Regions from separate parts of the Homo sapiens genome. Here region 1 is linked to region 2. A link is an interaction called in ENCODE POLR2A ChIA-PET data of the cell type or tissue named here. Cell type or tissue: Caco-2. All regions are shown on one strand. Links, peaks and the distances in the headings refer to the core of each region. The heading gives the core; the rest is flanking DNA. Region 1 has its middle 48 kb from the start of LINC01108. Region 2 overlaps LOC101928331 (a long non-coding RNA gene).

Region 1 (2,920 bases), core at 167-2,666, 170 kb before region 2:
ATCGTTACAAAAAAATTCACAAGATTAGATTGTTTTACTCTTTTCTGTCTACTCTGCACCTAGAACAATGCCTGGTACATAGTAGTTGCTTGATAAATGTTGAATGAATAAATGACTGGTTTTAGTTTTTTTTTTTTAATTGTGCACTTTCTCTCGTGCCCTCTCTGTCACGTGTGCCCCCTCTCTTCCTCTCTCTCTCTCCCTCTCTTCCTCTCTCTCTCTCCCTCTCTCTCTCTATATATAGCCTGTATAGCTTTACTATACAGAGTACAGATTTAGAATTTAGTATTGATCAAATTAGGTTTTAGTATTGTTTTAAAGAAATCCTATTTTCCTTCTTTCTTCACATAGAACATGAACTTAAATTACACAAACTGCCCTGCTTATTCACTTGAACTTATACAACCTATAAAACCCAATGTTGAGGTGAACATTCTTAATCTTATATAAGAAAATTTCAGTTAGCCAAGCTAATTAAGGAGAACTGGTTATCCAATAATTTCAGAAATTAATAGTACCAGAATTGTTATAATAGGATGTCTCAAAAGATCTTCCCCAAAGGGGATCGTTTAGGCTGGGCACAGTGGCTCATTCCTGTGATCCCAGCACTTTGCTTGGGCTCAGAAGTTTGAGACCAGCCTTGGCAACATGGGAAAACCCTGTCTCTACAAAAAATATAAAAATTAGCCAGGTGTGGTGGCACAAACCTGTAGTTCCAGCTACTTGGGAGGCTGAGGTAGGAAGATCACTTAAGTTTGGGAGGTTGAGGCTGCAGTGAGCCGTGATCATGCCAGTGCACTCCAGCCTGGGCAACAGAGTAAGACCCTGTCTCCAAAAAAAAAAGGGGGAATAGTTTAGTTGAGCATGAGTTGAATGATATGTAAACATATCTGGAGTCATCTTGAAGCATATTTCAATATGCCTGTTGACTGTGTGCCTTTTATATGGGCTTCATTTTCATTAGGCTGACCACAACATTCAGAATATATAGTCAATATTATCTGTAATGACAACAGTGCGATTAGCAAACTTCTTGCTTCTACTAGAGGAAATCGAAGACATGGGCGGAAAGGCATCAACTAAACAAATAGGAAAACTGTAAGTAAAGAGCTCCAACAGGAGCTGGACAAGATAACTGTGGGAAGAAAGTGATGAGTATATTTTGTGGACCTTTCAAGGGGTTCTGTACTTCCAAGTTGTCTCACATAATTGTGTATGAATGCTTGAGCATGTACATGGAGCTCTAAGTCATCTTCACATGGCTTTGGTCCATCCCAATGACATGCTTCTCTTGTCTAATAATGCCTTTCATGCTGTATGGTTGATCCACTTGGAAATCCAGGAAAGTGAGAGGATCAAGGTCCTGCACATACAGTGGTTGGCCAGACCTTGGAGCATCACACTGGGATTGGTCCCCACTGCTGGATTCCTTTTCACCATGGATGGATGGCAGCTTAAGACAGTTGGTGAAGTTGAAGCACCATGCTGTACATTTTTTCTAAATCTAAGAATTGGTTCCACTGCCAGCAGGGACTGCTTGGTGAAAGGTGACAAGAGTTATTGAAAATGACAGGCTGTATTTTGCAGAATGACCTTGTTTTCTTCTATTTATTTATTGCCCAGTAAATGGAATGTTCATGGGAAAGAATTTTTAGGCGCCTTCGTGTTTGTCTTTGGAATATATTTTCCTACATAGGATAGCACACAGCTTCTCCATAAAGGATCGTCAACAGAGATCATTTGTTGCAATTCTGTGGTTACAAGTACGAGGAAATAGGGACAAATATGAAAAATATGAGAACTTAAGTAACTTGTTCAAGGTCATCAGATCAGTTAGTAACCAAAGCTAAATCCAAGACTCAAGATTCCCAGTGAATTGCACATGTCCCCATAAGCAAATACAGACATTTCAAACCAGATTTCTCCCACCCTCCCTCCCAAAACTCATTTTTCATGAATTTCTTTTTTTGTTCTGGGACTAATTACAAACTTAGAGTTTAGGCACTGAGCCAAACCCGACTATTATTGCTTCAGGTTCGGTCAGGGTAAATACTTAAGGCAGAGATTTTCTGACTGTGCCCTGCGAAGCCTCCTCAAGAGCCACTGCACAGTTATAATCACATGTGAGTATGTGCTGTGGCTCATATGCACATGTGTGTGCATGTGTAATGGAGGCAAGGCTTAACATCTTGTCCCCCAACTTTGATAAGATTGCCTCTTTGTAACCCACTTACTCTGGTAAGATTTTGTTGGAAAAACAACAAAAATGCCTATGATGTCAGACATTCCTGGAAACACACATCATCCTATCCCATCATTACTTTTCTTTGAGTCCCAGAAGAAAAAAATTCTATTTTAATTGTAAAATTATCATTTACAGTATAGAGTCCAATACTGTTGACAGTTTTGTCACTTTGGGCTTTCTGGTTTTCATGCTCCATTCATTATTTATTGGCTGGTTTTTATTTGTTGGCTTGCTTTCTGTTTAATTACCAACATGACTAGCAGACATTTTATATGTAGTATCATTTTTTTTCATATGCATACTTGAAAGTCAAAACTTTGCAATAGAACAATATGCTGATGCACCAAATTGATCAGTATGGGCCACAAGCTTGGATCTTTCCAAAAGAATACAGATGCTCCTTGACTTATGATGGGTTACATCCCAATAAACCCATTGCTTCATAAGTTGAAAATGCATTTAATATACCCAACCTACTGATCATCACTGCTTAGCCTAGCCTCCCTTAAGCATGCTCAAACACTTACATTAGCCTACAGTTGGGCAAAATCATCTGGCAGCACAGTACACTGTAGAGTATCAGGTGTGTCACCTCGTGTTCACAGGGCTGACTGGGCAATGTGCTCACTACCACTGCCCAGTATTTTGAGATAGTGTCATACCACATATTGCTAT
Region 2 (2,920 bases), core at 264-2,763:
ATTCTAGAGTGCAATTCGTACCTGCTACACTCTGATGAGAGGGTGTAAGCTTTATTTGTAGAGCTGGAGTTAGTTTGGGCATTGCTATCATGATGATAGGCATTTTTAAGAGGCAGAGAATCAGGCAGGAAAATAGCACAAAGTAAATGCAGGGAACAGTTACAAAATAAATAGAAAACTTGGGCTCTTAACTTCAAGAAGCTTAATCTAAGCAGAGACATCAGGAAAACACACATCAAAGGACTTAGTAAAATGCCCCAAGTCAAATCACTGCTGTGCACAACACATACACTTGTAGGAATGATAGCTATTATTATCATAATTTGTTGAGTATCTACTATATGCAGGCATGTAGGCACTTTTTTTAAATTTAATTTTATTTATTTTTTAGAGACAGGATCTTGCTCTGTTGCCCAGGCTAGAGTGCAGTGGTATGATCATAGCTCACTGCAGCCTTGACCTAGCAGACTCAAGCGATCCTCCTGCCTCAGCCTCCAGAGGAGCTAGGACTACAGGCACACACCACCATGCCTGGCTAATTTATTTTTATTTTTTGGAGAGATGAGGTCTCCCTATGTTGCACAGTCTGGTCTCAAACTCCTGGGCTCATGTGATCCTCCCACCTTGGCCTTACAAAGCGCTGGAATTACAGGCGTAAGCCACCACACCTGGCCCACTTAGGAACTTTCTATATGCTATAGCATTTAATGTTCACTTTTAATGAGGAAATTAGGACCAGAGAGGTGAAGCAACTTGCCCACAATCACACAGCTAGCAAATGACAGAACTAGGTCTCAAGGTCAGGTCTGTCGTTTCCATCACCTTTGCTCGCATCACCACCCTTCTAAAGACAAACAGAGTAGTGGATCCTTAGATGCCAAGAGATAAACTTGGGATCAACACAGCTGGGAGGACCCAGCAAGAATTGGCAAAGTAGAGGGCATATTTTATAATTTAAGAAGCAAAATGCTGTCACATGTCAGCAGAGTCAAGGGGGAAAAAAGTGCATAAAACTAAAAAAATTAAGAATGATAAAGAAAAACCAAGTAGGTAAGGATGAGGGTGTGTTGACCCTTGTTTCAACTCCACTGGTTTCTTCCCCACAAAATCATTTAGGGAATAGAGAGACAATAACAGGAGGGCAGAGGCACTTAATCAGAGATTTTACAAACCACTAAATCAAAAGAGACTGTGAAATTCCCGCCCGGGGAAGCTAACAGTGAGATTAAATGGATTAGTCTACTGTACAGGAATCCGGGGAATGCAGGCAGCATGTGCTTTTGTTGTGGATTGCTCAGCAGCAACACGATAGTTTTACATCTCCCAGAAACATATGGGCATGTGCCCTTCTGCAAACCAGCAAGCAAGAGCAGCGCCTGGCGAGCTGCTTCCCCTACACCACACGTCTCGTTTCAGGAGGTGGCAGATAGTGACATTTTATGGAGAGCTTGCGCAGGGAACGTGTGGGAAATGAAAAGGCAACCCAGCTAATCGCACCCATAATTTCTAAGCTCAGAGCTGGGTTCACTACGGTTGTGGGGAATAAAAAAAGAACTGGAATTAGGAGTTCTGGTATTAATCCTTGCAAAGAAAGGGAGAAGAGGCTGGGTGCAGTGGCTCACGCCTGTAATGCCAGCACTTTGGGAGGCCTAGGCGGGCGGATCTCTTGAGGCCAGGAGTTCGAGACCAGCCTGGTCAACATGGTGAAACCCCTTCTCTACAAAAAAAAAAAAACATTACAAAAATTCGCCGGGCATGGTGATGCGCACCTGTAGTCCCAGCTACTCGGGAGGCTGAGGCAGGAGAATCACTTGAGCACGGGAGGCGGAAGTTACAGTGAGCCAAGATCGTGCCTCCATGCTCTGCTTGAGTGACAAAGCGAGACTCATGCCCAAACCAAAAAAAAAGTGGGCTGGCTGGGAGCGGGGGAGAAGAAGGAGGCCTCTGACAGTGTGTCTCCCAAACTTTGGAGGCAACTGCTACCTGAAGATAGCCGAGAAGACTCCTTAGCTCCTTTCCTTTTGGTGTTAACGGCAGCAGTGGTAGCACATGGAATTAAACTCACAAAACACACAGATTGCTAGTTTCCAGAAATCCACATCCAAACTCCAAAAAGCCAGACATTGGTTAGATATATGTACAAACTCTGACCCGCCTGAGTTAACGGTTGACATCAGCAGTCTATAATAAATAATTAATATAGCCCTAGGAGACATAAAGCCAGCAACATGGTATCTCTCCCTCAGCTCTAAATGGAATGCCAGATAACCTACTTTGAAGAGTAATGTGTTCACAGTATGTGGGAATTAACTGCTCAATATAATAAGTACTATTGAATTTCCCATCTCCATGCACATGGAGGGCAACTGCCACCAAAAACACAGTAATAACAGTAACTGAGTGATGAAAAAAAGAGCCCCATTTTTTATTACAACCTTAAAATGTTATAGGTTAAAATAATCTTAAAGGGTTTAAAAAACAGCAATTAAATCTTTCCATTTCTGTTTTCCAAGACTGCAGCTGAGAACACGAGGGCCTAAGAGCCATACGGTGCTAGCCTTGCTAATAACGCTCTGTGAAAAATCTCATTAATTCAGTCTGGCTCTTCAGATCAGCCGCTAAATCCTTGTATTGTCACTCATCCTCTGGCCTTTTCAGGATTTCCATAGCCTAACTAGAAGTATCTCCATGGAAACCAAGCAGTCCTGCTTTGCACATCCCGGAACTTTTTGTTCCTGACAAAGCTTGACAAATCACATGCAGCATGGAGAGTTTAACATAGCGAACTAAATCCTGACCCGCACTTAGAAATGATAAACCCAAGCATACCAGCTTTATTATAAATGATTTCCTTACAAGATACTTAACCAAGCCAGTGAAATGCTGAACCAGACAAGTTTCAAGAACAAGGTGCTGGGGG

The links. ChIA-PET counts read pairs that join two places held together with the same protein. Peaks named below come from ENCODE experiments on the same cell type or tissue, not always from the same donor. Only the 100,000 strongest peaks of a DNase experiment are listed, where the experiment ranks them.
Region 1: POLR2A ChIA-PET joins it to region 2 with 9 read pairs; 2 of 35 experiments call an interaction of 5 or more read pairs at or near these places.

The regions. Positions count from the first base shown.
Region 1 is chr6:14,331,888-14,334,807 of GRCh38, forward strand. No RefSeq gene overlaps it. Among named protein-coding and RNA genes, the nearest start is that of LINC01108, 48 kb to the left of the region's middle. In Caco-2, for the core only: no CTCF peak of the experiment used is centred there; no DNase peak of the experiment used is centred there.
Region 2 is chr6:14,498,759-14,501,678 of GRCh38, forward strand. All of the region lies in intron 2 of LOC101928331 (a long non-coding RNA gene), which reads left to right. Among named protein-coding and RNA genes, the nearest start is that of LINC01108, 210 kb to the left of the region's middle. In Caco-2, for the core only: no CTCF peak of the experiment used is centred there; a DNase peak (open chromatin) is centred at 1,263.